Linked DNA regions of Homo sapiens: regions 2 and 3 are each linked to region 1. Evidence: chromatin loops called from intact Hi-C (ENCODE). Cell type or tissue: tibial artery. All regions are shown on one strand. Each heading gives the region's core, and the rest is flanking DNA. Links, peaks and the distances in the headings are about the cores only. Region 1 overlaps LRP5 (LDL receptor related protein 5). Region 2 overlaps C11orf24 (chromosome 11 open reading frame 24). Region 3 has its middle 15 kb from the start of LRP5.

The links. Hi-C counts contacts between places; a loop is a spot of excess contacts. Peaks named below come from ENCODE experiments on the same cell type or tissue, not always from the same donor. Only the 100,000 strongest peaks of a DNase experiment are listed, where the experiment ranks them.
Region 2: a loop joins it to region 1, with 5 times the contacts of the local background. A loop is called at or near these places in 96 of 110 quality-filtered maps.
Region 3: it touches region 1 in a loop (2.5-fold over the local background); 33 of 110 quality-filtered maps call a loop at or near these places.

What each region holds. Positions count from the first base shown.
Region 1 is chr11:68,442,411-68,452,663 of GRCh38, forward strand. LRP5 (LDL receptor related protein 5) reads left to right here. Exons shown (of 23, transcript NM_002335.4): 22 at 4,026-4,123; 23 at 6,399-6,865. The coding sequence ends at 6,660. Among named protein-coding and RNA genes, the nearest start is that of PPP6R3, 13 kb to the right of the region's middle. RefSeq lists enhancers at 3,965-4,568, 4,569-5,173, 5,174-5,777 and a silencer at 4,841-4,910. In tibial artery, for the core only: a CTCF peak has its summit at 4,993 (motif pointing left); no DNase peak of the experiment used is centred there; H3K27ac peaks cover 666 bases.
Region 2 is chr11:68,252,657-68,262,909 of GRCh38, forward strand. It overlaps C11orf24 (chromosome 11 open reading frame 24), which reads right to left. Exons shown (of 4, transcript NM_022338.4): 4 at 8,682-10,253. The coding sequence ends at 8,989. Among named protein-coding and RNA genes, the nearest start is that of C11orf24, 14 kb to the right of the region's middle. RefSeq lists a silencer at 10,112-10,253. In tibial artery, for the core only: a CTCF peak has its summit at 4,918 (motif pointing right); a DNase peak (open chromatin) is centred at 4,905; H3K4me3 peaks cover 400 bases; H3K27ac peaks cover 3,103 bases.
Region 3 is chr11:68,292,702-68,302,954 of GRCh38, forward strand. It overlaps a transcript of LRP5 not described here. Among named protein-coding and RNA genes, the nearest start is that of LRP5, 15 kb to the right of the region's middle. RefSeq lists enhancers at 6,040-6,787, 7,537-8,284. In tibial artery, for the core only: a CTCF peak has its summit at 5,229 (motif pointing left); no DNase peak of the experiment used is centred there.

The DNA.
Region 1 (10,253 bases), core at 1,147-9,146:
GATGGCAGGTGTGCACCATCATGCCAGGCTAATTTTTAAATTTTTTGTGGAGGTGAGGCCTCACTAAATTTCCTGGGCTAGTCTTGAACTCCTGAGCTAAAGTGATCCTCCTGCCTCAGCCTCCCAAAGTGGTAGGATTACAGGCATGAGCCACTGCGCCTGGGCTGACATATGTGTTTTCGTAAGCCCGAAAGATAGCATCTGAAGAGTCAACATTGAGCCTTGCCTTTTGCTGCTAACGATGTATAAAAGCTGCTGTTCTGAGCATTTCGGAGGCTCCCAGCTGCCGTGTGCACCCTGCCTAGAGCTCTACCGTAACCCATCTCCGGGAGGAGGTGCTATTGTTTTCCTCATTTTGCAACAAGGAGGCTGAAGAACTGAGCATGAACCACTGGCCTGGGTCGTTCGGTTGGTAGGCAGTGGGGCCAGGCCATCCAACTCACAACCACCTTCTACTCTGCTTCCCCCGCACCCTGAAGTTTGTTCTGTTTTGAGGACACAGCCGTCACATTCTTGGTGGCTGAACAGCACTCCTTGTCAGGCGTGGCTGGGCCCCCACTGGAGGGCATCATGGTCCTCTCTCCTGCTGCGGTTGAACCTTGGCTGTTTCAACCACTCCTGCCAAGTGGCCCTCTGAAAGGGACAGTCCATCTTTTCTCAGCAGAGGGCCACACTGGCAAAACGGTCCCTGGCACCCTTTCTCTCCACCTGTCTAATATAGAGTAAAAATGGTATCATGTTAAGATCTTCATTTATATTTATTTTATCATGAATGATGTAAGCATCATTTTGTGTGTTTAAGAACCTTTGGGCCCAGCGTGATGGCTTGCAGCTGTAATCTCAGCACTTTAGGAGGCTGAGATGAGCGGATCACTTGAGGCCGGGAGTTTGAGACCAGCCTGGCCAACATGGAGAAACCCCGTCTCTAGTAAAAATTTAAAAATTAGCCGGGTATGGTGATCCCAGCTACTTGGGAGTCTGAAGCATGAGAATTGCTTGAACATGGGAGGCGGAGGTTGCAGTGAGCCGAGATCGCGCCATTGCACTCCAGCCTGGGCGACAGAGCGAGACTCTGTCTCAAAAAAAAAAAAAAAAAAGAAAAGAAAAGAAATTATCAATCTCCTCTTTTATGGCATATATATATATATATATATATATATATATATATATATATATTTTTTTTTTTTTTGGTTATGTTCAGAAAGGCCTTCCCTGCTCTGATCATAAAAAACAACTTATTTTCACACTCTCTCTCTTTTTTTTTTGAGACAGAGTTTTGCTCCTGTTGCCCAGGCTGGAGTGCAGTGGCGCAATCTCAGCTCACTGTAACCTCCGCCTCCCGGGTTGGAGTGATTCTCCTGCCTTACCTTCCCGAGTAGCTGGGATTATAGGCATGCACCACCATGCCTGGCTAATTTTGTACTTTTAGTAGAGACGGGGGTTTCTCCATGTTGGTCAGGCTGGTCTCGAACTCGCGACCTCAGGTGATCCACCCACCTCGGCCTCCCAAAGTGCTGGGATTACAGACGTGAGCCACCATGCCCAGCCCACACTCTCTTTCTTAACGTCCTCCTCCTTTCGTTTTACGTTCACATCTTTAATTCTTCTGGGATGTAATTAGATTTGATGAGCAAGGTGGGCATCCAGCTTGTTTCTTGGCTGATGGCTTATGGGTGGCGTGAATTAGTCGGGGTCTATCAGGAGGCAGAAACTCTATGAGAATTTGAACAGAGAAAGTTCCGTCTACAGGCTTATTACCAGGGACTGGAATAGCAGAAATTGAACAGTGAGATGTACAGAGAACTCTAAGAATGCAGGAATAGGCCAGGCATGGTGGCTCACACCTGTCATCCCAGCACTTTGGGAGACCAAGGCGGGTGGATCACCTGAGGTCAGGAGTTCGAGACCAGCCTGGCCAACATAGTGAAACCCCATCTCTACTAAAAATACAAAAAAATTAGCTGGGTGTGGTGGCGCATGCCTGTAATCCCAGCTTCTCGGGAGTCTGAGGCTGGAGAATCACTTGAACCTGGGAGGCAGAGGTTGTAGTGAGCCGAGATCATGCCATTGTACTCCAGCCTGGGCAACAAGAGCGAGACTCAGTCAAAACAACAACAACGCAGGAATAGCAGATGAGCCGAGTGGCCTCCCCAGCCCCCACCCCCCACCCCCCACCCTGGGCCGAGATCCAGTCCTCTTTGAATAGGGCCTGGCCGTGGTTCACGGGACATCTGAGACATTGCCGAGGCGCTGCACTGGTGGATCTTGCCAGAAGTCTGCCCAGTGCAGATTTGGGCAGAATCTCAAACTGCCTTGGGATGTAGGAGAGAAACCAGGCCTGGTCAAGTTCATGGGAAGAGGTGGAAACAGACCCCATAGGCTGGGGCTTGGGCAGCTGTAGGAAGCCCTCTCTGCTGCCTCCCTGCCTGCTCTCTGCTTTGAAGCATCTTCCCCAGTGCCCCCAGTCTCATGCCCTCTCAACGTTGGGGTCAAATCCTGAGGAATACCCAGACTGGCTCTCTGGGCCAAAGAGGACCCTCTCCAGAAAGAGCAGGGCCCAGTGCGGCTTCCTAAAGGGCAGGGGAAGGGCCTGGCCACTCCCCAGAGGCTACTCACCAGCCATCAGGATAGCCCCAGGAAGCAGGCCTTCTCGAGCCCATTTTATTACTTTATTTTATTATTTTATTTAATTTTAAATTTATTTTTTGAGACAGAGTCTCACTCTGTTGCCCAGGCTGGAGTGCAGTGGTGCGATCTCAACCCACTGCAGCCTCTGCCTCCAGGGTTCAAGGGATTCTCCCACCTCAGCCTCCCAAGTAGCTGGGATTACAGGTGCCCGCCACCACACCCGGCTAATTTTCATATTTTTAGTAGAGATGAGGTTTCACCATGTTGGCCAGGCTGGTCTCGAACTCCTGACCTCAAGTGATCCGCCCGCCTCGGCCTCCCAAAGTGCTAGGTCAAGCCCATTTTAAAGTTGAAGAAACTGAGGCTGAGGTAAATTCCCTCCCCAGGGATCCTGCTGCAGCCAGAAGGTGGTAAAACAGGACTTCACCCGGGTCTGTCTGGCGTGAAAGGCAGTGTTCTTGTACCACCCTAGGGGGCCTGAGAGAACTGAGTCCCTCGGGCATAACTGACAGTTCTGTTCCCATTATTCCGCAGGGGCTCGGATCTGGCTGTATGCTTTCCAGGATGGCCTTGGAGACCCACATAAGCCCTACACCCTTTGGGAAGCTGCATGTTGGGTTGGGGTGCCGTCAGTGGCACTTGTGGAAGGTGCAGACCTGTGTGGGTGTGTGGGCCCAGGGCCCCTGGTCCCTTCCTCCCTTTGTAGGGCTGGTTGTGTGCTGCCTGGACCTGGGGGGCACGTTCACGTGGTGAATTTGTCTATTTACTATCCCCGCTTTGGGGCTGGTGCCAGCACAGGCCCTTGTGAAGGGGGTGCCTTTGTCTGGAGTGGGACTGTGGCCCCTCCCTCAGCGTGGTGACTTCTGTGTCAGGGCTTCAGCAGGGACGCAGAGCCCCTGAGTGTTCGGAACAAGGGCGTCATTGCAGGAGTTAGACTGTGTGTGATGGAGGGAGGAGGGGCAGGAGGAAAGGTCAGAAGGAGAGTTCCTGGGAAGGTCCCTGAGGAGCCTGGTGAGGTGCTAACTGGTGTGGAGGACACTCAGGGCCTGTGGGGACATCTCCTACTGCTGGGGGCCAGCCACAAAGGGAACTGGCCGAAGTCCTGTCCCCGCCTTCACAGCCCAGCATCTGGTCACAAGGCAGGTACTTGGAAGGGCGCGGGCACCTGGGCCAAAAGTGCCTGGGTTCCCTTTGCCTTTCACTGAGATGACCTTCGGGGCAGGTGGCTGCTGCCTCCCCTCCTGTCCCCAGGTTTTGCCAACTGGCCAGAGGAAGGGGTCCTGGGAAGCAGGGGGGCCAGAAGCCCTCTCTGCAAGGAAAGCCCGAGGGGTGTGGGAGGAAGGAAGGAATGCCCAGGCTGGCGAGGCTCTAAGTCACCCTGGCTTGGCTCTCCTCAGATCCTGAACCCGCCGCCCTCCCCGGCCACGGACCCCTCCCTGTACAACATGGACATGTTCTACTCTTCAAACATTCCGGCCACTGCGAGACCGTACAGGTAGGACATCCCCTGCAGCCCTCCATGGCCATTGGGTTCCCGCCAGCCCGTGGTGGAGGGGCCTAATCCCCATGCCACTGATGAGGGGAGGTATTCTGGGTGCTAGTGGGCAGGTGCCGGGCCCAGCCCTGCCTCCCTCTGCTCTGCCAACCACACTAGGCTGCCTCCCCAGACAAGCTCAGCGGGCACTGCATGTTGGGTTCAGAAATCAGCAGAACTCCACGTTCTGAGCTGCTCTTCAAGTTGCTCCTATGGGGGTTACTTTTAAGCTGGGAAATGGCTGTGGCGTCGAGGGGCCGGGGGCTTGGGCTCCAGAGTCTGACTGTGTGTTTGAGTCCGGCTGTGGAAACCTAGCCATTGAGATGCCCCCTCTTGGTGGCTCTGTCCTCTTAGGATGGGACAAGTCTGTGAAGGCTGCTGCAGCACCCACCGTAGACCCCTAATCGTGTGACGTCACCAGGATGGTCCGGGCTGCTCACTTGCCACAGTGGCCTGTTTGAGCCCGGGAAGCCAACGGGGCTGCTCAGCTGGACACCAGCCCCCCGAGCTGCCCATGTTGGGGTCACAGGCCCCACCTCCCTGGTTGGGGAGGGGCAACTGAGAGTGTGGAGAGGTGGGACCCAGGTGTGCTGGTCTCCGCAGGGGCTGGATCAGAGCCTGGGATGGGCAGGGTGAGCCTCCTGACCTTTAACCCAGTGGTGTCAGGCAACGTGGCCCACCCGCCAGCCGCACCAGGCCCCACCCCCGCAGGTGAAGGGGTGGGATAGGCTGGGCCTGGGCCAGGACACCTCTGGACCACGCATTCCTCATTGCTTGGGTCCCTGGAGCAGCAGGGCCTCCCGAGTGTGGTGCCGCCTGCCACCTAGTGGCCATTTCCACGAACTCCCAGGCCTGGCTGGGGAGCCGGAACTGCAGCCTCCATTTCCACCCCACTCCGGGTCGGGCCACCTCCCTGATGCCTCAGTATTATATCAAACTGTCACAGTCTGTCCCACAGCCTTACAGACCACTGTCTCCAGAATGGTCACATCCACACTGGGCAGCCCAGTCTCGCTAGTTCCTCGTCCCACCTCCTGCCTTTGCTCATGCCCGTCCTGCTCTGGGCCCACCGCGGACACATCTTCCCCCCGCCCGCCGTCTGACCTCACAGCAGCTGGGCCCCAAGAGGAGTATCCTGTCCTGCTGCACTTTTCTCAACACCCGGTGTTGGCTGCACCTTCCCACCCATTGCAGGCCCCTCTGTGACAGGACGGGGGCTCCTAAACACACCACAGTTCCGAGTCTGAACTCACACAGTGGGATGCGGCGTTTCTGGGCCACAGTTGGGTGCAGGTAGCCTCTGGGAGGATGGGAGGTCAGGAGCCATCTTGCGAGTCAGGTTGCTTGAACTCAGGATGGAAGTGTTCCGGGCCCATTGGTTGCTGTATTAGCCTGTTCTCACGCTGCTAATAAAGACATACCCAAGACTGGGTAATTGTAAAGGAAAGAGGTTTAACGGACTCACAGTTCCACCTGCCTGGGGTGGCCTCACAATCATGGTAGAAGACAAGGAGGAGCAAGTCACATCTTACATGGCTTCAGGGAACAGACAGCATGAGAACCAAGCGAAAGGGGTTTCCCCTTGTAAAACCATCAAGTCTAGTGAGATTTATTCACTACCACGAGAACAGTATGGGGGGAACCACCCCCATGATTCAATCATCTCCCACTGGGTCCCTCCCACAGCACGTGGGAATTATGGGAGTACAATTCAAGATGAGATTTGGGTGGGGACACAGCCAAACCCTATCGGTTGCCAACATTTACAGTAACAGTGTTAGGTGAACAGTTGTCCAGTCTCCTGTTTTGTCGGACACTGTTTCTAGCACCTTCCAGGCAGAATCTCATGTATCCTTCACTTTCGAAATGGGTACTATTTCATCCCCACTTTTATCAATGAGAAACTAAAGCTCGAAGAGGTCAAGTAAGTTCCTGGCCAAGGTCAGCTAGCAGGCTCTAGAGGCCTCGTTCTCCTTAGAGGCAGCCTTGCCAGGGCCCAGGCTTGGCAGGCTGCAGGGCAGGTGCGGGCATGCCCATGGTAGAGGTGGGACCATTGAGGCTCAGAGAGGGTAAGTGATGAGCCCTGGCGACACAGCGGGGTGGGTCCAGAGTCCGGCCTGCATCTTCTGGAGCTGGCCAGTGGACAGGCCTTTCCCGTTCACAGCCCCGGGGCTGCTGTGCCCACCAGGGCGGATGTGCCTACCGAATCCCACTCCTCTGTGTGTGTCCCTTTCAGGCCCTACATCATTCGAGGAATGGCGCCCCCGACGACGCCCTGCAGCACCGACGTGTGTGACAGCGACTACAGCGCCAGCCGCTGGAAGGCCAGCAAGTACTACCTGGATTTGAACTCGGACTCAGACCCCTATCCACCCCCACCCACGCCCCACAGCCAGTACCTGTCGGCGGAGGACAGCTGCCCGCCCTCGCCCGCCACCGAGAGGAGCTACTTCCATCTCTTCCCGCCCCCTCCGTCCCCCTGCACGGACTCATCCTGACCTCGGCCGGGCCACTCTGGCTTCTCTGTGCCCCTGTAAATAGTTTTAAATATGAACAAAGAAAAAAATATATTTTATGATTTAAAAAATAAATATAATTGGGATTTTAAAAACATGAGAAATGTGAACTGTGATGGGGTGGGCAGGGCTGGGAGAACTTTGTACAGTGGAGAAATATTTATAAACTTAATTTTGTAAAACAGAACTGCCATTCTTTCGTGCCCTGTGTGCATTTGAGTTGTGTGTCCCCGTGGAGGGAATGCCGACCCCCGGACCACCATGAGAGTCCTCCTGCACCCGGGCGTCCCTCTGTCCGGCTCCTGCAGGGAAGGGCTGGGGCCTTGGGCAGAGGTGGATATCTCCCCTGGGATGCATCCCTGAGCTGCAGGCCGGGCCGGCTTTATGTGCGTGTGGCCTGTGCCGTCAGAAAGGGCCCTGGGCTTCATCACGCTGTTGCTGTTCGTCTTCCTCAGATTCTTAGTCTTTTTTTTTTTTTTTTTTTTTTTGAGACGGAGTCTTTCTCTGTCATCCAGGCTGGAGTGCAGTGGTACAATCTCAGCTCACTGCAAGCTCCGACTCCCAGGTTCAAGTGAGTCTCCTGCCTCAGCCTCCCGAGTAGCTGGGACTACAGGTGCGCGCCACCACACCCGCCCAGCTAATTTTTGTATTTTTAGTAGAGATGGGGTTTCACCATGTTGGCCAGGATGATCTCGATCTCTTGACCTCGTGATCCGCCCACCTCGGCCTCCCAAAGTGCTGGGATTATAGGCATGAGCCACTGTACCCAGCTGACTCTTAGTCACTTTTAAGAAGGGGACTGTGCCTTCATTTTTCACTGGGCCCTGCAGAATATATGCCTGGGCTCTGGGCTCTTCTGAACCTGTGTTGGCTTCCATCTGACCTCTCTGTGCCAGCCCAAGGCTGCTGCTCTTCCTGAGGGCAAGGAGCCCCATGACTGCGTGTTGACTCGCTGGATGGGGCTGCTGAGCCCACTCTGCCACACCACGTGCCCCTGGCAGGGAGGGAATCCCTGGGTCCTCACAGGAACAGTCAGCAAGCCACACCTGACGCCTGCTGTGGGCCCATCCCTGCGGTGCTGGAGAAGACAGACAAGGCCTGGTCACTGCCTCTGCAGGGTCCCCAGTCCGTGGAAGGAGACAGTAATCTAGGCATTTTCGGTGGGGAAGCTGAGCTGTTCTCGTGTCCTGAAGGCCAGGCGGGAACAGCCGTCTTCAGAGGGAAGGGAGAAAATGCACATCGCATCAGTGGAGAAGGGCCTGACTTCCCTCAGCATGGTGGAGGGAGGTCAGAAAACAGTCAAGCTTGTTGCTGGGTGACAGTGCATTTAATAATCAAAATATAGGCTGGGTACGGTGGCTCATGCCTGTAATCCCAGCACTTTGGGAGGCTGAGGCAGGTGGATCACTTGAGGCCAGGAGTTTGAGACCGGCCTGGCCAACATGGCAAAACCTCAACTACTAAAATACAAAAACTAGCCGGGCGTGGTGGTGCACGCCTGTAATCCCAGCTACTTGGGAGGCTGAGGCAGGAGAATTGCTTGAACCTGGGAGGCGGAGGCTGCAGTGAGCCGAGATTGTGCCACTGCACTCCAGCCTGGGCAACAGAGCAAGACTCTGTCTCAAAAAAAAAAAAAAAAAAAGCAATACAAAATACAAATATCACTTTCACTAAAAGAAGGGATGGAAGACCCAAAACAAACAGAAAACAACAAAATGGCAGGAGTAAGTCCCCACTTATCAATAATAACATTGACTGTAAATAGGCTAAGCTCTGCAATCAAAAGAGTGGGCCAGGAGCGGTGGCTCACGCCTGTAATTCCAACGCTTTGGGAGGCTGAGGCGGATGGATCATTTGATGTCACGAGTTTTAAGACCAGCCTGGCCAACAAGGTGAAACCCCATCTGTACTAAAAATACAAAAATTAGCCAGGCGGTAGTGGCACGCACCTGTAATCCCAGCTACTTGTGAGGCTGAGGCAGGAGAATCACTGGAGGCTGGGAAGCGGAGGTTGCTGTGAGCCAAGATGGAGCCACTGCACTCCCACCTGGGCGACAGAGTGAGATCCTGTCTTAAGAAAAAAAAGAGTGGATGAATGGATCAAAAAACAAGACCCAACCATCTCTTGCATACAAGAAACACACTTTACCTATAAAAACACACTAGGCCAGGTGTGGTGGCTCACACCTGTAATCCCAGCCCTTTGGGAGGCCTGACTGGCAGATCACCTGAGGCCAGGAGTTTCAGACCAGCTTGACCGACATGGCAAAACCCCATCTCTCCTAAAAATACAAAAAAACAAAAAAAAGAAAAAGGCTGGAAGTAGTGATGTGTGCCTGTAGCCCCAGCTACTTGGGAGGCTGAGGCAGGAGAATTGCTTGAATCCGGGAAGTGGAGGTTGCAGTGAGCCAGGATGGTGCCACTGCACTCCAGCCTGGGTGACAGAGCGAGACCCTGTCATAAAAAAAAAAAGAAAAGAAAAGAAAAACGAGAAAAACAAACACAAAATTAGTAGAAGAAAAGAAATAATAAAGATCAGAACAGGCCAGGCTCATGGGCACAGTGGCTCAACTCCTACCTGCTCAGGAGTTTGAGACCAGTCTGGCCAACATGGCAAAACCCCATCTCTCCTAAAAATATGAAAAAAAAAAAATAGGCTGGATGTGGTGATGTGTGTGTGCCTGTAGCCCCAGCTACTTGGGAGGCTGAGGTGGGAGAATCACTTGAGCCCAGGAAGTGGAGGCTGCAGCGAGTCATGAATGCACCCTGCACTCTAGCTGGGTAACTGGAGTGAGATTCTGTCTCAAAAAAGCAAAGACCAGAGCAGAAATAAATGAAATGGAAATGAAGGAAACAATGCAAAATGATACAAAAAGTTTTTTCGAAAAGATAAACAAAATCAACAAACCTTTAGCCAGATTAAGAAAAAAAGAGAGAAGACCCAAATAAATAAAATCCGAGATTAAAAAGGAGACATTACCACTGATACCACAGAAATTCAAAGGATCATTAGAGGCAACTATGTGCAACTATATGCTAATGAACTGGAAAACCTAGAAGAACTGGGTAAATTTCTAGACACATACAACCTATCAAGATTGAACCATGAAGAAATCCAAAACCTGAACAGGCCGGGCACGGTGGCTTACGCCTGTAATCCCAGCACTTTGGAAGGCCTGAGATCAGGAGTTCGAGACCAGCCTGGCCAACATGGTGAAACCCCATCTCTACTGAAAAAATATAAAAATTAGCCGGGCGTGGTGGCGGGTGCCTCTAATGTCAGCCACTCGGGAGGCTGAGGCAGGAAAATCACTTGAACCTGGGAGGCATAGGTTGCAGCGAGCCGAGGTTGCACCACTGCACTCCAGCCTTGGCGACAGAGCCAGACTCCATCTCAAAAAAATTAAAATAACAAAAACCTGAACAGACCAATAACAAGTAATGCGATGAAAACTGTAATAAAATGTTTCCCAACAAAGAAAGCCCAGGAACAAATGGCTTCACTGCTGAATTTTACCAAACATTTTTTTTTTTTTGAGACGGAGTCTCGCTCTGTCGCCCAGGCTGGAGTGCAG
Region 2 (10,253 bases), core at 1,407-9,406, 190 kb before region 1:
TTTTTTTTTGGAGATGGAGTCTTGCTCTGTCACCCAGGCTGGAGTGCAGTGGCGTGATCCCAGCTCACTGCAAGCTCTGCCTCCCGGGTTCATGCCATTCTCCTGCCTCAGCCTCCCAAGTAGCTGGGACTACAGGTGCCCACAACCATGCCCGGCTAATTTTTGTATTTTTAGTAGAGACGAAGTTTTGCCATGTTAGCTAGGCTGGTCTTCAACTCCCGACCTCAGGTGATCCACCCACCTCGGCCTCCCAAAGTGCTGGGATTATAGGCGTGAGCCACCGTGCCTGGCTGAAAACTACTAATTCTGTTACATGGAGCTCTAGCTCATTCCTCTGAACTGTTGTTCAGTACTTTGTATAAGCACCATTGAAGATGATTTGGAGCTTTAAAATGTTTTGCCATCACAAATAATGTGGCCCATGATGTTCTCCTTAGTGCCTCCATGTGTGCTTTCATAAGGAAGAAACCAAGATGTGTGATTGCATCTTTAGTCTTTTTGTTTTGTTTTGTTTTTAATTGAGACGGAGTCTTGTTCTGTCACCCAGGCTGGAGTGCAGTGGTGTGATCTCGGCTCACTACAAGCTCCACCTCCCGGATTCAAGTGATGCTTGTGCCTCACCCTCCAGAGTAGCTGGGACTATAGATGCCTGCTACCATGCACGGCTAAATTTTTTTGTGTTTTTAGTAGAGATGGGGTTTCACCATGTTGGCCAGGCTGGTCTCAAACTACTGACCTCAGGTGATCCGCCCACCTCGGCCTCCCAAAGTGCTGGGATTACAGGTGTGAGCCACCGCACCCGGCTGCATCTTTAGCTTTAATGCCACTGCCAATTGCCCTGCAGAGTGAAGCTCCCGAGTGGGGCCTTAGAGCGCCATTTTTCCTGTCCCTGTTGACTGCCTGTCACTGTCACCATCTGATTTCCCCACTGTAACTCCTGGAAGGCAGGAAGCATTTCCTTTGCATCTTTGTGTCCCAGAGCTCAGCCCAGGGCCTGGCACAGATCCCAAGCTATGCACATCCTTCCTTCTCTGTCCACATCCTCCCCTTTTTTTTGAGACAGGGTCTTCTCTGTCACCCAGGCTAGAGTGCAGTGGTGGGATCATAGCTCACTGCAGCCTCAACCTGCTGGGCTCAAGCCATCCTCCTGCCTTATCCTCCCGAGGAACTGGGAGTACAGGCATGTGCCACCATGCCTGGCTAGTTTTTATTTTTTGTAGGGATGGGGTCTTGCTATGTTGCCCAGGCTGGTCTTGAATTCCTGGGCTTGAACTAACCTCTGCCTCGCCTCCAAAGTGCTAGGATTACAGGCTGAGCCACTGCGCCTGGCCCACAACCCTTTCTGAACAGCTGGGCTGTGACAGCCCACTAGGGACAGCCTTGTGGCTACAGTGGACTGGATCACAGAGGACCTGGGCGTTGGACAGGCAGCTTAAATGGGCTGCTGTTGGAGCCAAGGTTACAATCAGAGCCCCTTGGGGAAAGCAGAGCCTAACAGCTTCGGGAGGTAGGTCCTCTGCAGAGAGGAGCAGAGATGGGCAGAGAGCAGAGGGAAGGAGAGGAGCAGACGCACGGCCCCCAGGAGGCCCGGCTCTCATTCTGTCTTTGCAGCAAATCCCCGTCTTGGGACGGCCTGAGGTTTCTGTTCCTTGTAGCCACAGGCTCCCCAAGACAAAGAGCTGCTCCGTGTTCGTGGACCTGTTCTCTGGATCTTTCAGATGCTGAGTTGGGGGGTCTCCCAGAGATTCAGGAGAAAGGCCAGAGGCTGGGGTGGAGTCTTCCTTCTTCATGCATTTCCACGTATAGGGCCCCCGGAATCTCATGTGCTGGGCCTACCCGCCTGGCGCCACTCCGTGGTTCTCTCTGCTCACCTGACGTCTTCGTGCCTGCTGCCCTCCTGCTGTGTCCTGTCCAAGCGGGCATCTCTACAGTCAGCAAAGCGGGACCAGGCCCCTGCCGTGGGCCCTGGCTCATAAAAGACAGTGAGTTTTTCACTCTGAAGTCCAGATTGCCCAGCGGGGCTCATCTTGTGCTTCAAGTACATTCAGCGTGTGCCCGGAGCACGCAGCACTGGTGAAGTTGGGGTTCAGGAGTCAGGTGGACTGGGCCCACCCCTTACCTTGTGTGTGACCTTGGGCAAGTCACCTACCTCCCCTGTTGTCTATTTCCTCATCTGAAAGTGGGCTTAGAAATGGTTCCCGCCACGTGGGGAGGCGGTGAAGCACTCTACCAGTCCTGTGGGGACCTTCCCTGTGCTTCAGACTCACGGCCAGTGTCTGCCTGGCATCCAATAGGCATCTCTGCCTTCACAACCCACAGCAGGACTCTTGATTTCTGGGCCACCTTCTCTCCAAATCCTTCTGTACCCCCTTATCAAGAGACAGTATAGGCCGGGCACAGTGGCTCACACCTGTAATCCCAGCACTTTGGGAGGCTGAGGCGGGCAGATCACTTGTGGTCGGGAGTTTGAGGCCAGCCTGGCCAACATGGTGAAACCCTGTCTCTACTAAAAATACAAAAATTAAGGGGGCATGGTGGCAGGCGCCTGTGGTCTCAGCTACTCTGGAGGCTGAGGCAGGAGAATTGCTTGATCCCAGGAGGCAGAGGTTGCAGTGAGCCAAGATTATGACACTGCATTCTAGCCTGGGTGACAAAGTGAGACTCTGTCTCAAACAAACAAAAAAAAGAGGCAGTATGGTCTAGTGGTAAAAGCATAGAAGCTGGGGTCACCTACCAGCAATGTGACATGTGTAACGGTGGGCAGGTTCATGAATTCCCCAGGCCTTAGTTTCCCCTCTAAACGGGGGGCTGATGATGATGACATACTATCTCGCAGGGCTGTGGTGAGGATGAAATGAATTCACGTGTGAAGCACTGGGAATAAAGGTTCACCCTTTCCCTCCCCCCGAGAAACGATCCCTCCACCATTCCACCTTCTCAAACCAAAAATGCAGGGGTCACCCCGGCTCCTGCCGTGGGCACGTGGATCGTACATAAGGAAGCAGTGCACGTTCTGCTGACTCAGCCTCCAAAGTGGCCCCTAGGGTCCTCGGTTTCTGTCCATCTGTGTGAACACACCCTGGTCCAAGCCAGCCTCCTCACTCCGCGGATGACCGAGCCAGCCAGGCCTCTCTATCTGCAGCCAAAGTGATCGTGTACTTATGAGATAGAAGTTGAAACTCTTCCTCCCCTCCTCCCTCCCTTCCATTCACTTTTTCTTTTAACTTTTGGGTTTTTTGAGACGGAGTCTCACTCTATCACCCAGGCTGGAGTGCGGTGGCGCAATCTCGGCTCACTGCAACCTCCACCTCCTGGGTTCAAGAAATTCTCCTGCCTCAGCCTCCTGAGTAGCTGGGATTACAGGCACCTACCTGCCACCACACCCAGCTAATTTTTGGATTTTTAGTAGAGATGGGGTTTTGCCATGTTGGCCAGGCTGGTCTCAAACTCCTGACCTCAAATGATCCACTCAACTCGGCCTCCCAAAGTGCTGGGATGACAGGCATGAGCCACCAAGCCTGGCCTCTTTTAACTTTTGATGATGGAAATTTCTAAACACACACAAACATGGAGAGAGTGGGAAACAGACCCCCCACTTCCATGAAGCCATCAGCCATGCTGGATGGATGGCAGCCACATGTGTCTTGTGGCACGATTCTCTTGCCCCCTTCTCCTGATGTGGAAGCATTTTAAAGCACACCTCAGACAGCCTATGACTTCAGCCTCAAGCAACAGAGTCATCTTTTAAACTCTGAACTGGATAACGTGACTCCCTGTGCATTCCTGGGCTCTCCCGCTCCTCCCCCGCCGCTGTCCCCTGGGACCGGCCTGTCTCTTTCACTCTCCCCAGGGCCCTTCTCTCCTCACACTTGTGGCCTTGGATCTGTCCTGGGGGCTCCGCATTGCTGGCCTCTCTGCCTGGATCCCGCATCTCCCTGATTTTTCATCTGTGTTTTTACTGCAAATGTTTGGATTTTGTTTCCTGCTCACAGCAGGAGGCCATCGGGGATTGCTGTGCAGGGGAGTATTAGGAGCTGAGTTGTGTTTTTAAAATATCCTCCGGCTGCTGTGTGGAGGATGAGTAGGGCTGGGGCGGGGAGCAGGAAGACCATCACAGAGAATTCAACGTAGTCGAACGTAGTCCATATTCTAAAAAGTATCGGCTTGTGTCAGCCACTGCGCTGGATCTTGAAGCAAAGCTGTAGATACGGAAATTGTGGCTGAGTATGGTCGTGGTTTGTCCCAACTGACCCAGCTGGTGGGTTTTGGGACCGAGGCCCGGGGGGCTGCCTGTGAGTTCATTGCATTCTCCCTGAACTCGTGGATTCCTTCTGGTGGGAGACAGTTACAGGCGCAAATGACCTAATACCACCTAGAACAATCCATCCCATAGTGGAAGCCGAGCCCCCCTGGCCTGGAACAATCGAAGAGGGCCAGAGTTCTCTGGTGTGGGGTAACGGCAAGACTCCCTGCTGTCAGGGGAGCGGGCTAAGGGGTTTCCACCTGCAAACATGGAATGGTAGGCGCAGGGGGCCGGAGGGTGGGATGGTGTCTCTAGCCAAGGCCAGCACCAGGGCTGGTGAAATAGGCTGGGAGGGGCAGGACGTGGTGGCTCACACCTGTAATCCCAGCACTTTGGGAGGCCGAGGCAGGAGGATCACCTTGAGGTCAGGAGTTCCAGACCGGTCCGGCCAACATGGTGAAACCCCGTCTCTAGTAAAATACAAAAACTTAGCTGGGCGTAGTGGCAGGCGCCTATAATGCCAGCTACTCAGGAGGCTGAGAATCGCTTAAACCCGGGAGGCAGAGGCTGCAGTGAGCCAAGATGCACTCCAGCCTGGGCAACAAGAATGAAACTCTGTCTCAAAAAAACAAAAAACAAGAAGGCTAGGAGGGAGCCTTGCCCGCCAGGGGGAGCCCTTGGACTTCCTCTACCAAGAGATGCGGCCCTGCTCCTAGAGAAACTGGCTGGCTCGAGGCCATGCCCTGTCGAGCTCGAGGCCATGCCCTGCCGGGGCTCTCAAGGCTTTGGAGGAGCCTCTGCTCCCTACGGCCGTGGTGTGCTCAGCCACGCCCAACATTTGCAGACAGATCCGGTGTGAATGCTCAGCTCTCACGGCTTTGGAGGAGCCTCTGCTCCCTGTGGCCATCGTGTGCTCCTGAGCCACGCCCAACATTTGCAGACAGATCCAGTGTGAATGCTGTGCTGCCATTTGCTTGGTGGATGACCTCGGCCAAGCAACCTGGCCTTTCTGTGCCTTGGTTTCCTCACTGTGAAGGGACGAGAGCTCCTTTTGGGGCCAAGCCCCGAATTGGACTCTCACTTCTGTTTGGCCTTCTGGCACCTTCTGTGTGGACTCTCACCCATCAGTTAGGGACTTTGTACCTCCTGTGTGTCAGTGCTGTGCTAGGCCCCGGATGAGCCACTGCCCCTGCCGCAGGAACAGAAAGCCTGAGGGGGGCTCTGAGCTCTCTGAGCTCCCCAGGGTGGAGGAGGCACCTTCTCTGAGCCCACCCCTCACCTTCATTGTGTTCCTCACAAGGCAGGTCTCACCCACCGCACCGGGGGCTCCTGGGCCACGTCATCTCTGAATCCCCATTGGGCTGGCAAACAGTAGGTGCTCACTAGGCACCTGATAAAGTGAGTTGAATGGGACTTTGTGTAGGCCAGGATGGCACCTGGCTTATCTTGCAGTCTCGTGTCCTCCAAGGCAGGGAGAAGAAAGCCCGGAGCCCCTGGATTTGGACAGGTCTGCGACGGGGGCGCCTTGAGCTCTGTTTGGCTGGGACTCACCACAGGGGGCTGCATTGGGCCTGTAGTGCTGGGCAGAGGAGCTTGGGGCTTTCGGCAGGGACGGGTGTGGTTAGATTTGTGTTTTGACGGGTCCCTTGCCGCAGGGTGGAGAACGGATGAGCCAGGCTGTCTGGGAGCAGAGTGGGCAGGCAGTTGGTGGTGGGCCCAAGGCCGGGCAGCAGCTGGGGTCAGGACAGGGGAAGCGGCCGGAGTACTGAAACCTTTAGGATGGCCAGTTGGACTCAGGGGGAAGCACAGGTTTCTAAATCTGTTAGCCCACGTGGGGATGCCATTAGGTACAGGGAGGACCCCTGGGGCCAAACACACTCCTGGGGGCCGATGCTGAGGTTGGCCTTGGATGCTGAGTTTGAGGCACCTGTGGTCCAGGAGGAACGCCATCCAAGAGAGAACAATGGCAGGGGGTTTGGAATAGGACCCCCAAGGATGGAGGGGGAGAGTGTGACCAATGCTCTCAGAGGATAAAAGAATTCGGAGACTGGGTGCGATGGCTCATGCCTGGAATCCCAGTGGAGGCCGAGGAGGGTGGTTCACTTGAGATCAGGAGTTTGAGAGCAGCCTGGCCAACATGGCAAAATCCCATCTCTACTAAAAATACAAAAATTAGCCAGGCATGGTGGCATGCACCTGTAATCCCAGCTACTCGGGAGGCTGAAGCAGGAGAATCGTTTGAACCCAGGAGGTAGAGGCTGCACTCAGCCGAGATCGTGTCACTGCACTCCAGCCTGGGTGACAGAGTGAGATTCTGTCAAAAAAAAATTGGGGGCCCTGGCTGGGGCAGGGGGACTGACTGGCTGACTCTGCAGATCCCTGTGGCCCACTCCCTGGATGTAGGGGTGCCAGGCAGAGGCCGTTAGTCACAAGCTGAAGGCCAGCACTGCAGGTTACTCTTCATCCTACCTCCCCAGAAAGGAACGAGGTGCCCACAGTCTATGAGAACACCCCCCAAGCCACAGCTCACACAGGCCCAGGGTTCTGGCTCTCCCAGGGGAGGCTCAATGAGCCAGGGTGGAGAGCTGACCCTTAGCAGGCTGGTCCTCGCCTGGGCCACTGGGGTGAAGTCAGGCAGAGGAAAGGGCATCCTCCACAGCTCCGATTGTCTACCCATGGTGGGCAGAGCTGCCCATTCCGGGCAGACGGTGTCTTGTCAGATTCAAGGACAATGCTGCGAGCTGGCCTAGAGCTCAAGATGGCAAGGGAGACAAGCCAGGGGCTGGAACCAACCACCTTCCCAGCCAGCGCCAGTGCCTGTAGTTAAGCATGCAGATGCGACTCCGATGTGTGATGGCCAGGAAAGGAGACAGTCAGGCACAAGCTCTGTGGAGTGTGGCTGTCAGTCCAGAAGGCCTGACTCAGGCAGTGAAGGCTGGGAGAGGGGAAGGGGCCAGCAGGACGTGACAATGAGAAAGAAAAGGCTGGGGAAGCCGGGGTGCAGTGAGGGAGAAGACAGGAGGAGAGGACTGGGGGGCAGCTTCTGACCCATTCTCCCCACTCCATATTTTCCCAGCCTCGGCTTTGAAGTTACTTCAAATGGTTTGGGAGTTACCGTCTTAGCCTTTTATCCCAGGCCCTTTGACATCCTTTTTGGAGATGAACTTAAATAAGAAGCTGGCCACCCAAACCTAGCCCAGGGAGATCTTGGTGAGTGGGAGACAGGAGATTCCGGACAAAGATCAGCTCTGCCTCAGCGCCAGGTGGTTGAGAAGCCACAGCCAACTCCACAACCACTTTTGGGTGGGGCCCCATGCTGCCATGTTTACAGCAGATGCTGCTCTGTCTCTCCCCATTTCCCAGAGGAAGAAGCCGAGCTCCAGAACACTCTATAGCTTGCTCCAGGTCTCAGCAGCCGCAGACCTGGCCTGAGAACATGGCCTTACAAGATGCCCTGGCCACGTGTGGCCCATCAGCTCTTGCTGCCTTGGGCAGGTGGGCAGATGAAGGACCAAAGGCCAAGCTCAGGCTGGGCAGGTGGCAAAGGAACCTAGTTAAACAAACAGCTGGGACTCTAGGACCAGGGCTCAATCCTGACTCTGGGCCTCCAGGAGTGACTTTGCTCTGTGCCTCAGTGGTCCCGTCTTCAAAATGGAGATTGTGATGCTGATCTCCTGGGGCTGAGGCAATGCAGCAGGTCACACATGTGCAGCAGGTTACACACACACAGTGGGTTGCACTCACGCAGCAAGTTACACACGCACAGCACATTACACACGCACAGATCACACACACGCAGCGGGTCACACACAGGTTACACACAGTAGGTTACACTCACACAGCAGGTCATACACAGCAGGTTACACTCACACAGCAAGTCACATTCACACAGCACAGGGACAGGGCAGGCATGTAACAAGCACAGAGCAAGTGCTGGCTGGATGTTCAGGATGGGAGCCTGGAATCCAGGGGAACTGGCCTAAGGAGCAGGCTCCGGGGTCGAATCCCAGGACTGGCCCTGGGGTCCTGGGTTACCTGGAGCAAGGGACTTGCACTATTCAGGACTAGCAATAGTGACCCCACCTCATGAGCAGGGCAGGATCAGATTCTGTTCTGCGCAGGTTCAGGCCGAGCTGGCCACACCACGGGGGTGATGTGTTGAATTTAGCTCCTTCACCCCTAAGGCTGGCTCCAGGAGGTTCATCGAACAGGTCAGAAAAAGGATTAAAGATGCTGGCTGTGGCCTCCTCTGGGGCCCAGGAGCCTCCCAGCAAGCACCAGGGCGGGCGTGGGTACCAGGGAGAAACCCAAGTCAGTGGCAACGACACAGTCAACCTCCAGGGTGCGGAGTGATGGTGCACATTCACAGAACAAAACCCTGCCACGTGCACGGCAGAAAGCAAGGCTCCCCAAGGAGCAGGATGCACCCACACGATTGTGGCGAGCAGTCAGTACTTTAATTCAGGTCAGGCTCCGACACCTGGGGAGACGGGGTCCTGCCCGCCCCACCCTGAGGTGGAACCCCCAGCTGCTCCTGGGCACAGAATCATTTACAAAAATAAATATGAAAAAAGCAGCAACTCTTTAGTGATCATGGAATTAATCTGACAGCAATTAAATGTGTTTAAGCATCTGGCATATCTCCTCAATTGCACCAAAAGAATTTGGAAGCACTTGGTTTGGTCTCAAAGGCAAAAGGAAAGGACGAGGAAGGGGCCAGGCCTCCCGCCAGGCCCCCGCCCCCCTCACATTTCTGAGTCCGCATACATCCCGTTGATTAAGTAGTCCACCTGGGTGTAGTCCTTCTTCTTGTAGCTCTCATAGGCCTGCAGGGCAAACAAAACCAAGACTGTGATGAAAAGGGTCACCCCGAGTAACAGCACCACCAGAAGGAGAGTTTTGTCTACCACGGCCTGGGTGAGGGGCTCAGTGGTGACCACCATGTACTGGCCTTGGGTGCTGGGCTGGCACGAGTCCGTGGCTGGCATCTTAGTGCCCCCTGAGCTCCTGGGTGTTGGCCCAGTGGAATCAGTACCTGGTGTGGCTTCAGTCTCTACCTGCTCCGGTGCCTGGGATGTGCCTGGCCCAGCGGCCCTCTGGGTATATGGCATGGGGCTTGGCTGTGTCGTGGGGGACATGGCCTCCATCTCAGGGATTGGGCTGGTGTGAGGTACTGGCACTGGGCTGGCAGTTGGCTCCCTGGCTTGTGCCTTGGTGGTGGTCACCACTGTGGGGGTGGGGGCGGGCTCTGGGGTTGTGTTTGAGGGCATGGGTGTGGATTTATTTGTTGTGTTAACCACAGGCTGGTCCACTGACACCTGGCTAATGGGACCTTGTGCTTGGGGACGCATAGGGGGTACAGGGCTTGCCGCGGTGTCACTGGGCATGTGCTTGGAAGGACTTGGACGAGTGCTCATGGGGCTGCTTGTGTTTGCTGTGGTCGCTACAGTCTGAGCACGTGTGGCCAATGTGGCCAGGGTTGCTGTTCTTGGCAACGCGCTGCTCTTTGGCACTTGTGCGAGGGCTGTGCTGAGAGATGGATGCCCAGTGGCGGTAGTGGACGGGGTCCGCCCTGTGGAAGTGGACGTGGGCGCGGGGAGTGCAAGTGTCATGGGAGTGCTGGAGGCCGCAGTCATACTGGAGGCTGCAGTCGTGGGAGCAATGGAGGCCACAGTTGTACTGGAGGCTGCAGTCGTGGGAGCACTGGAGGCCACAGTCATACTGGAGGCCGCAGTCGTAATGGAGGCCGCAGTCGTACTGGAGGCCACAGCCGTGGGAGCAATGGAGGTCACACCATCAGCTGCACCTCCTGAAGTTGCTGGTTCACTCACATCTGTCCTGCTTGTGTCCTCTGTTGTGACTTCCATAGAGTTGAGGTGGGCTGCCGAAGTCCCTTTGGTCAATGTGACAGGAGAAGCTGCTGCCATGGTTACATCCTCAGACGTTTTATTATCAACTGTTTCCACAGATGCATTCCTCTTGACTAATCCCTTCCACATTTTGTTAGGGA
Region 3 (10,253 bases), core at 902-8,901, 150 kb before region 1:
AAAGAAAAAGAAAAGACGGGCATGTTAAAATGGCATAGGAGGCCAGGTGTGGTGGCTCACGCCTGTAGTCCCAGCACTTTGGGAGGCCGAGGCGGGCAGATCACCTGAGGTCAGGAGTTTGAGACCAGCCTGGCCAACATAATAAAACCCCATCTCTACTAAAAATACAAAAAATTAGCCGGGCAAGGTGGTGGAGCGCCTATAATACCAGCTACTCAGGAGGCTGAGGCAGGAGAATTGCTTGAACCTGGGAGGCGGAGGTTGCAGGAAGCCAAGATCATGCCACTGCACTCAAACCTGGGTGACAGAGTGAGACTCGGTCTCAAAAAAAAAAAAAAAGGCATGGGAGCCAAATTTCAAGGGCTCCTAATGACCAAGGTCGGATGGAACAACTGACTAACAAAATAATGATAGGATTCAATTGCAACCCAAAGAATAAAACCAATATCCACAAATCCATGTTGGTATAAACAACTGAAACAAAATGAATAAGTGAGGAAGAAGCATATTAATAAAGGTTGAAGGAATGAGAGAAACAGAAAATTACCATTAGAACTCCACAGTAATACTTGCTATAAGCGAGATCCATAGATGAATGCTAAACTTAGTGAGCCGAAGTTAAAGCAGAAACAGGATATTTGCATAGTCTCAAAGTATTTCCCCTCAGACATTCAGTAATTAAAAAGGGAAAAATAGTAACTTTCTAGTGGAGAATCCTGGCAGACAGCACCTTCACGAAATGCTCCAGGTTAGGGTCTCCGGCGGTATAAACTGACATTACAAACCCTCTGATATGATGCATTGAGCTTGCACATCGAGGCGGTGGCACCCTCTCCAATAATGCATGACCTCGATCTAATCACAAAAAACTTCAGGCAAACCCAAACTGAGGGCGTTCTACAAAACAACCGGCCAGTATTTTTCAAAAGTATAAAAAAATGAAAGTCATGAAAGACAAAGAAAGACTGAGGAACTGTCACAGATTGGAAGACACCAAAGAGAAATGACAACTAAATATAATGTAGGATTCCGGATTGAACACTGGAAGAGAAAAGGGGAGCAGTAGAAGAACTGGTGAGATCTGAACAGCTTCTGCAGTTTAGTTAATAGCATTGTGCCCAGGTTGATTCTTAGATTTGACAATTGTTCTGTAGTTATGTAAGATGTTAACATAAGGAGAAACTGGGTTAACATAAGGGGGAAACAGGAACTCTCTGTACTATTTTTGCAAATCTTCTGTAAGTCAAAATTATCTCAAAATAGAAAGTTAAAAAAAAACACAAAAGAATGGCCATTTTCAAAGTAATCAAAAAATTCAACAGATGTCATATATACAAATAACAGCCAATTAGGAAATAATGACAAATGAAAAATATTTATTAACAAACAACCGGAAAACATGCAGAATATCTAGGAATACATTTTATAAGAAATAGCAGGATATCATGAAAAAAACTGTAAAATTCTGTTGATGCATTGAAAAAGGCTTGAATACATGAAAAGCTATATTGTGCTCTTGGATAGGAAGACCTAAGAGTCTAAGAGTCTCAATCCTTCAGAATTTTTTTTTTTTTTTCACAGAGTGTCACTCTGTCACCCAGGCTGGAGTACAGTGGCACGATCTCTGCTCATTGCAACCTCCACCTCCTGGATTCAAGCGATTCTCCTGCCTCAGCCTCCCAAGTAACTGGGATTATAGGTGCACGCCACGACCCCCGGCTAATTTTTGTATTATTATTATTATTTTTTTTTGAGATGGAGTCTCACTCTGTCGCCCAGGCTGGAGTGCAGTGGCGCGATCTTGGCTCACTGCAAGCTCCGCCTCCTGGGTTCACACCATTCTCCTGCCTCAGCCTCCTAAGTAGCTGAGACCACAGGCGCCCACCACCACGCCTGGCTAATTTTTTGTATTTTTAGGAGAGACGGGGTTGCACCGTGTTAGCCAGGATGGTCTCTATCTCCTGACCTCGTGATCCACCCACCTCGGCCTCCCAAAGTGCTGGGATTACAGGTGAGCCACTGCGCCTGGCAATTCTTGTATTTTTAGTAAAGACCGAGTTTCACCATGTTGGCCAGGCTGGTCTCAAACTCCCAACCTCAAGTGATCCACCTGCCTTGGCCTCGAAAAGTGTAGGGATTACAGGCGTGAGCCACCGTGCCCAGCCCTTTCCTAAGTTAATGTAAAAATTCAGTATTTTTCAACCAAAATCCAATAGGGCTTTTTCTGCAAGGGGAATTTGATAAAATGATTCTAAAATTTATCTGGAAGAATACAAATAGGAGACAGGCCAGAAAAATTCTAAGCAGCAGCACAATTTTAATGTTAAAATGGATTATGATAGATGATAGATGGCCATAATGATGTAGATGCCAACAGTCAGATCAATAGCATAGAATACAGACATGTCAAAGTGTCCATGGGATTTTAGTAAATGACAAAAAGTGGCATTTTAGGCCAGGCATGGTGGCTCATGCCTGTAATCCCAGCACTTTGGGAGTCCAAGGTGGGAGGATCGCTTGAACCCAGGAGTTTGAGATCAGCCTGGGCAACATAGTGAGACCTCTGTCAATACAAAAAGTAAAAAAAATTAGCCAGACTCACACTTTAGTCCCAACTACTCAGAAGGCTGAGTGGGGGGATTGCTTGAGCCCAGGTGTTTGAGGCTGCAGTGAGCTATGATCACTCCATTGTACTCCAGCCTGGGTGACAGAGTGAGGCCCTGTCTCTAAAAATAATAAAATAAAATAAAATAAAATAATGAAATAAAAAATATAAAATAAAATATAAAATAAAATAAATAAAATAAAATAATCTCTGCATATGTACCTAGAAAGAAAAAAGCCTGAAAGTAAATAAAAATGTTAATAGCAGTGAGATCTGAGCTGTGAAATTATATACGCTTTTTGTTCTTTGTCCTTTCTTTTATTTTCAAACTTTTCTGCAATAAGAATGTATTAATTTTATAAGCAGAATACAAATAAATTCCAGGCCAGGTGTGGTGGCTCACACCTGTAATCCCTCCACTTTGGGAGGCTGAGGCAGGAGGATTGCTTGAAGCTAGGGGTTCAAGACCAGCCTGGGCAACAAAGTGAGAACCCAGTCTCCACAAAAAATAGAAATAAAAATTAGCTAGGTATAGTTGGCGTGTGTCTGTAGTCCCAGCTACTCAGGAGGCTGAGGTAGGAGGATCATTTGGGCATAGGAAGTCGAGGCTGCAAGGAGCTATGATTGTGTCACCGCATTCCAGCCTGGGCAACAGAGTGAGACTCTATCTCTAAAGATAAATACATAAATACATACATACATACATACATACATTCCATTATCTTAATTAAAACCATAAGCACTGGCTTCTGTTTCTCCAACTTTCAGCCTCACCTTCAGCAACCTTACTGAAAGGAACACAGGGCTGTCCCAGGCCATTTGCACATTTCCTGGACACTTCCTCAGACCGAGCCCAGCTTATTGAGCTTATTGGGGCTGGCAAGGGGTGAGTGGGTGAGAATCCTGATTGCATCTCTTCTGCCCACAACTTATCCACCGCTGAGGGTCCTAAGCCACTAAGGAGAGTGTAGGCCAGGCCAACGGTGGAATTCTGCCCAGAACTTTTCTTCCAAGGAGATCCGGCAAACCTGACGGGGGTTGTTGGGGAGGGTAGGCCATCCCTGAGTGTCTATCGTCAGCCCCCACCCTGGCTGAGGGATGTGAGAGGGAGTTAACATGAACTCTCTTGACTCTACATAGGTGGCTCCAGCAGCAGTCTGTGCAGGACCCTGTGAGCAGAGCCGCAGGTGCATATCTCAGCTCCTGGCTCTGCAGCTGACGCAGGCTGTGGCCCCAGGCCAGGCGCTTCACCTCTCTGAGCCTCAGCTTTACAGAATGGGTTGGTTACAGAGCTACCTGCTGGGGTGCCTGGGTGCTCAGTGGCTAGCACAGATCTGCAGATGTCCAGTCTCTGATGTTGGCCAAGGGAAAATGTGCCCGCCTGTAAAATTGCAAGCAGACCAGGAAGCCTCGGTCCTGAGAAGCTGTCCCAGTCCTGAGAAGCTCACAGGCTGGGGGGACTCTCAGAAGCAATCATGCAGGGAAGTGCTCAGCAGAGGCAGAAACCCGGAGGACGGGCTGGGCAGAGCCTCACAGGGGCCCTGACTCTCAGCTGGGTGGAGAGGCAGGGCAAAGTATTCAGGGTACAGGGAGTGGCACTGCGAGGCACAGCGGCACGAGGGTGACAGCAGGCCCAGGGAGGGCTCAGCAGGAGGAAAGCTGGGCTGTGTTAAACCAGGAACAGGAGGAGGTGCGAATGCAGTCACCGGAAGCAGGTCCGATGAAGAGGCCTCGAAGTCCACCCCACAGAGTCAGGACTTAACTTTGCACACAATCTGCCAACTTGGGTGGCAGAAGTTATTCCCACGCAGCAGTGCCAGGCTTGGACGAGGACTCACCCAGGTGGTAATGAGGGCCCTCCTTCGAGCTCAGGCCAGGAAGCAGCAGCCCTGACCACCGCTGCTAACCCAGCCTGGGGCCCTCTGTGTCCAGTAATACTTCATATTTGCTACCCGGTCATCTTACTTAATTCCCAGCACAGCCAAGCTAGGCAGCTATCATTATTCCTGCTGGCACAGGTTAGAAAACTGAGGTCTCTGCTGGGTGCGGTGGCTCATGCCAGTAATCCCAGCACTTTGGGAGGCTGAGGCAGGAAGATCCGGTGAACTCAGGAGTTTGAGACCAGCCTGGGCAATACGGCGAAATCCCGTCTCTACAAAAAAATACAAAAATTAGCCGGCTGTGGTGACACATACCTGGGGTCCCAGCTACGCAGGAGGCTGAGCTGGGAGGATCACTTGAACCTGGGAGGCAGCAGTGAGCCAAGATCGTGCCACGGCACTCCAGTCTGGGCCACAGAGCAAGACCCTGTCTCAAAAAAAAAGGAAAAAAGGAAAAACAGGTTTCCAAGGGTTCAACAACCCGCCCAGGGCCATGCAGTGAGCGGGAAGAAGGGTGGAACCGTGTCCAGTGATCTCGGAGCCCACGTTCTTTCCCTTCATCTTAACAGCATCCAGTGTGTGCAGCTGCCACTCCCCTGGCCACGTCCATCTTCCACGTCCTCCCACGCAGCCCCCTCCGCCCTCCTCCCCGAGTTTCTTCTTCTTGGCCTGGGACGGATACTGAGCGCCGGAGAGAGCCCGGCCGGGCGGGACGCTGCTGCCCCCTCGTGGCCGCACGTGTTACCGCAGGCGGCCCATGGTGTCTGGGTCACTCTGGCCCTCCCGGGCTCAGCCTCTTCCAAGAACGGCCAGAGGGTTGTGTGGGGAGCAGTAATAACGAGGTTCTCAGCTCCACGCCCTGCTCGCCGAGGAACCTCGGTCAAGTCACTTGCCCTCGCCTCAGTTTTCCCCTCTGTCTAATGGACATACATTAAGACCTTGAAGGGCTATTAGGAGAACTTAATAGGCGAGTAGGGGCTCAGGGGTGCGCCTGGGGAACCTAGAAATGGGGCTTGAGAGAGCTCACGCTGCAGCTTCCGGCTCAGCGAGGGCAGCGAGAGGGCCTGTGATCTGTCCCTTTCCTTGTATGGTGAAAACAAAGTCCGGGTGCAAAGTCCGCTGCAGAGTTTGTTGACTTTGGGGCGAGGGCTCTGGCATCAAAGGCACTGCGTGCCCTGTCCACTGCTCCCGAGGCCGCCGCCCACTGTGATCTTTGCTCCAGTGGCCATGGGATTGTTTGAGAATTACCAACATGTAGGGAAAACCTGCGATCCTGGCCTGCAGAGGGAGGGGAGGACCCCTTTTGCCAGGCTCCCCCAAACATTGAGCTCTCAGCTTCACCAGCTGCACCCCATGGGGTCTTCTTTGCCAGCTTTGGCGAGGGTCTGTTCCTCACTGCGCCAATGCCCCGGCATGTGATCTTTGGGCTCAGTGCCAGGCCCAGCTATCCTGCTGGCACAGTAGGAAGCCAGAAAAGCCCCTACCCACTCCTGCTAGAGCCTAGGGGCTGCTGTTCCCTCTAGGACTCCACCAGGGAGCAGGAGGGGCCTTCACGGGGCTGGTGCAGACCTAAGACCTCCCACGCTTGCCCTCAGCCAGAGCCCTGAGACCCACACCCTCCTCTGCCACCTCCAGAAAAAGCCTCCGGTCCTGGGCACCTTTGATGACTTCCTTTCCCATCCGTGCTGCTGGAGATGTCTACACTAGGAACTCACTGGGATGGAGCTGTGTCCTGCAGGAAGGGCGGGGTGAGAGCCGGCCAGTGTCTGAGCTCCAGGAATGGCAAAGAGGAAGCTGCACAATATTTCCCAGGTCAGAGCCCTCCTTAGGGACATCCGCCGTCCCGATCTTGCCCCTACAGCCTCTCTACCTGAAAGTCCCTATCCCCCTCCACACTCCACCAACCAGCTGCCCCTGGTCCCAGACTTGGACGTCCCAAGTCCATGCACACCCCTGCCTCCCCTCGGAGCTCCCACCACAACTTGTGGATGGGCACAGTGGGCAGGGCCTGGAGGCCCCACCCTGCTGTGAAGCTGGAGGGAAGGGGCACGTGGAAGGGCAGTGCTGGATGCAAGGGACAGCTTGGGGACTGGAGGGGCTTGGGTGGAGGCTGCTGGGAGAGGAGTAGCAGCTCAGGGGGAGGCTGGAGGTGGCTCAAGGGGACAAAGGAGGGGCCCAGCGTGCTGAAGGCTGCAGAATCTAGAAGACAGATGCAGCGGGGAATGGCCTTAGCAGGAGGTGAGGGCGGGAGGCAGCCAGTGTAGACAGTGGGGTGGAGTCCTCAGTGTAGATGGCAGGGTGGAGTGCTCAGTGTAGACAGCAGGGTGGAGTGCTCAGTGTAGACGGGGGTGTAGAGTGCTCAGGGACCCTGAGGAAGAGCTGAAGGGGAAGGGCCAGTCTTTTTTTTTTTTTTTTTTTTGAGACAGAGTCTTGTTGCCCAGGCTGGAGTACAGTGGCGCAATCTCAGCTCACTGTAGCCTCCAGGTCATGGGTTCAAGCGATTCTCCTGCCTCAGCCTCCTGAGTAGCTGGGATTACAGGCACCCACCACCACACCTGGCTGATTTTTGTACTTTTAGTGGAGATGGGGTTTCACCATGTTGGCCAAGCTGGTCTCAAACTCCTAACCTCAAGTGATCCGCCCGCCTCAGCCTCCCAAAGTGCTGGGATTGCAGGCGCGAGCCATCGCGCTCCGCCTTTTTTTGTTTATTTGTTTGTTTGTTTGTTTTTTGAGACGGAGTCTTGTTCTGTTGCCAGGTTAGAGTGGAGTGGCGCGATCTTGGCTCACTGCAACCTCTTTCTCCCAGGTTCAAGCGATTCTCCTGCCTCAGCCTCCTAAGTAGCTAGCCACCATGCCCAGTTAATTTTTTTTTTTTCAGTAGATACAGGGTTTCACCATGCTGGCCAGGATGGTCTCAATCTCTTGACCTCATGATCCGCCCACCTTGGCCTCCCAAAGTGCTGGGAGCCACCCCAAAGTACAGGCATGAGCCACCGTGCCTGGCCAGGCCTTTGTTTTTAAGAAGGGAGAATCCCGTGGCGTTTACAAGCTGAGGAGATGGAGCTGGCCGAGGATGAGTGAGCTGGAGGGCTCTATGCAGGGGTGAGGGCCTGGAGGAGGACAAGGGAGGGGATTAGCCTGGGTTCAGATCCCAGCCTGGCCACTTCCTCGCTGCATGACCCTGGGCAGGGCCATCCCTGTTCTGGCCCTTGCTGTCTCTGGAATTGGTTTGGAGGAATCAGGGGCATTAAGGTGGGACATTCTGCCTCCATTTTGCTTCAAGTACTGAAGGCCTCAGACAGCAAAATAGATGCCCCTGCCCAGGACTCCAAGCTTCAGGGGGCCCCACTTCTGCCCCCATGTGGCCCAGGGGATATGCCCTCAGCACCCAAACCCTCTTTCCAGGCTTTGCACCAAGTACTTGGACCCCAAATTCCCTGCCCAAGCCGCAGAGGCCATACGGATGCCTCCCTCAGACCCACCACAGGGGGACCTCGCCCTTGGTGGGGGCCGGGGGAGGTCCATGGTCCAGCTCCTCTGTCACCGTGCTCCAGCACAGCACCTCAAGCAGTCCAGAAAGTTCTACATGGAGCCGCCTTCCAGGTGTTGTGGGATGTATCTGTCCAGCCAGGGAGATGGGGTGCTCTATTCCATCACTTGTTGGCTGATATATACATTTATTTTTTCTTTACAGTGACTATCCATTATTTTATTTTATTTTAATTAATTCATTAATTTATTTTTTTTTTATTTTTTTGAGAGAGAGTTTCGCTCTTGCTTTTGCCCAGGCTGGAGTGCAATGACGCGATCTCGGCTCATCACAACCTCTGCCTCTCGGGTTCAAGCAATTCTCCTGCCTCAGCCTCCCTAGTAGCTGGGATGACAGACGTGCACCACCACGTCTGGCTAATTTTTTTGTATTTTTGTTAGAGACAGGGTTACACCATGTTGGCCAGGCTGGTCTCAAACTCCTGGCCTCAGGTGATCCGCCTACCTTGGCCTCCCAAAATGTTGAGATTACAGATGTGAGCCATCCCTGTCAGGGCCACTGCACCCAGCCTCATAATTTTATTATCTAGATTCAAAATTTGTTAAGGTTTTGCTACCTTTGCCAGAAATGTAAATATTGAAGGTACATTGGGCTGAGTGCAGTGGCTCACGCCTGTGGTCCCAGCTACTTTGGGAGGCTGAGGCAGGAGGATTGCTTGAGCCCAGGAGGTTGAGGCTGCAGTGAGCTGTGATTGTGCCACTGCACTCCAGCCTGGGCAACAGAGCAAGACCCTGTCTCTAAAAAATAATAAATAAATAAAAATAAATGTGATGTTGCCAACAGCATGATGCTTTCCATGAGAGTTCAAAAGAGATCTCCTGAGAACATTCTGCCACAGAAACAGAATCATTTGTCACACCTGCAAAATACTAACAATTCTTATTTATTTATTTATTTTTTTTTTGAGATGGAGTTTCACTCTGTCGCCCAGGCTGGAGTGCAGTGGTGTGATCTCGGCTCACTGCAAGCTCCACCTCCCAGGTTCACACCATTCTTCTCCTGCCTCAGCCTCCCGAGTAGCTGGGACTACAGGCGCCCGCCACCATGCCTGGCTAATTTTTTTTGTATTTTTTAGTAGAGACGGGGCTTCACTGTGTTAGCCAGGATGGTCTCGATCTCCTGACCTCGTGATCCGCCTGCCTCGGCCTCCCAAAGTGCTGGGATTACAGGCGTGAGCCACCGCTCCCAGCCCACAATTCTTAATAGCATCAGATCTATTTTTAAGCAGGACATGATCAATCAGCCTATGTCTTTCATCTATTTTTGCCTGGAAAAATCCCTCTACCTTTTTGTAAATGGCATTGATGTGCTGAGGCATGGTTTAAGACTTGTGAGTGGGGCCAGGCACAGTGGCTCACGCCTGTAATCCCAGCACTTTGGGAGGCCAAGGCGGGCAGATCACTTGAGGTCAGGAGTTCAAGACCAGCCTGGCCATCTCATCTCTACTAGAAATACAAAAAATTAGCTGGGCGTGGTGGTGCCACCTGTAGTCCCAGCTACTCAGGAGGCTGAGGCAGGGGGATCACTTGAACCCAGAAGGCAGAGGTTGCAGTGAGCTAAGATGGCACCACTGTACTCCAGCCCTGATGACAGAGCAAGACTCCATCTCAAAAAAAAAAAAAAAAAAAAAAGACTTGTAAGTGACAAGCCCGGTCCTGGGGCCTGCTCTGTGTTCCTGTCCTGGGTTCCACCCATGCTTGCGGGGAGGGGGCCTGCAGAAGGAAACCTGACTCCACCAGCCCCAGAGTGACCAACTTGCTCCTGTTTGCTCCAGACTTTTGCAGTTTTATTCCTGAAAATGCCCCCTCAGTTCTAGGTAAACCAGGATGGTCGGTTGCCCTAGTTAGCCCACCATCCACCTTGAGAATCTAACAGCGGAGTGGGTGAGGCGGGAAGGAGAGAGAGGCTTGGGGACTTGTCCCTCTCTTGTTCATCTCAGGCCTGGCAAGAAAGGACATGTGTCCCCTGGAGATGGGTTGGGGGCATGACACACATGTCTGGTGTTTGCTCTGATCAAAGGCAAGGCTGTGGCTGCAGCTGTCTGGCGGGCCGTGGCGCTGAACAGGTGGCCTCGCTGGCACAAGCTGCCCTTCCCAGATGATCAGGAAAAGGTGTGTTCCCGGGGACCAGATGCTTCTGAGCAATGTCCAAGGTGCCCACAAGAGCCTGTGAGGGATGACTCAGCACTGGGAATCCATAAACCCACAAGGCCCCAGAG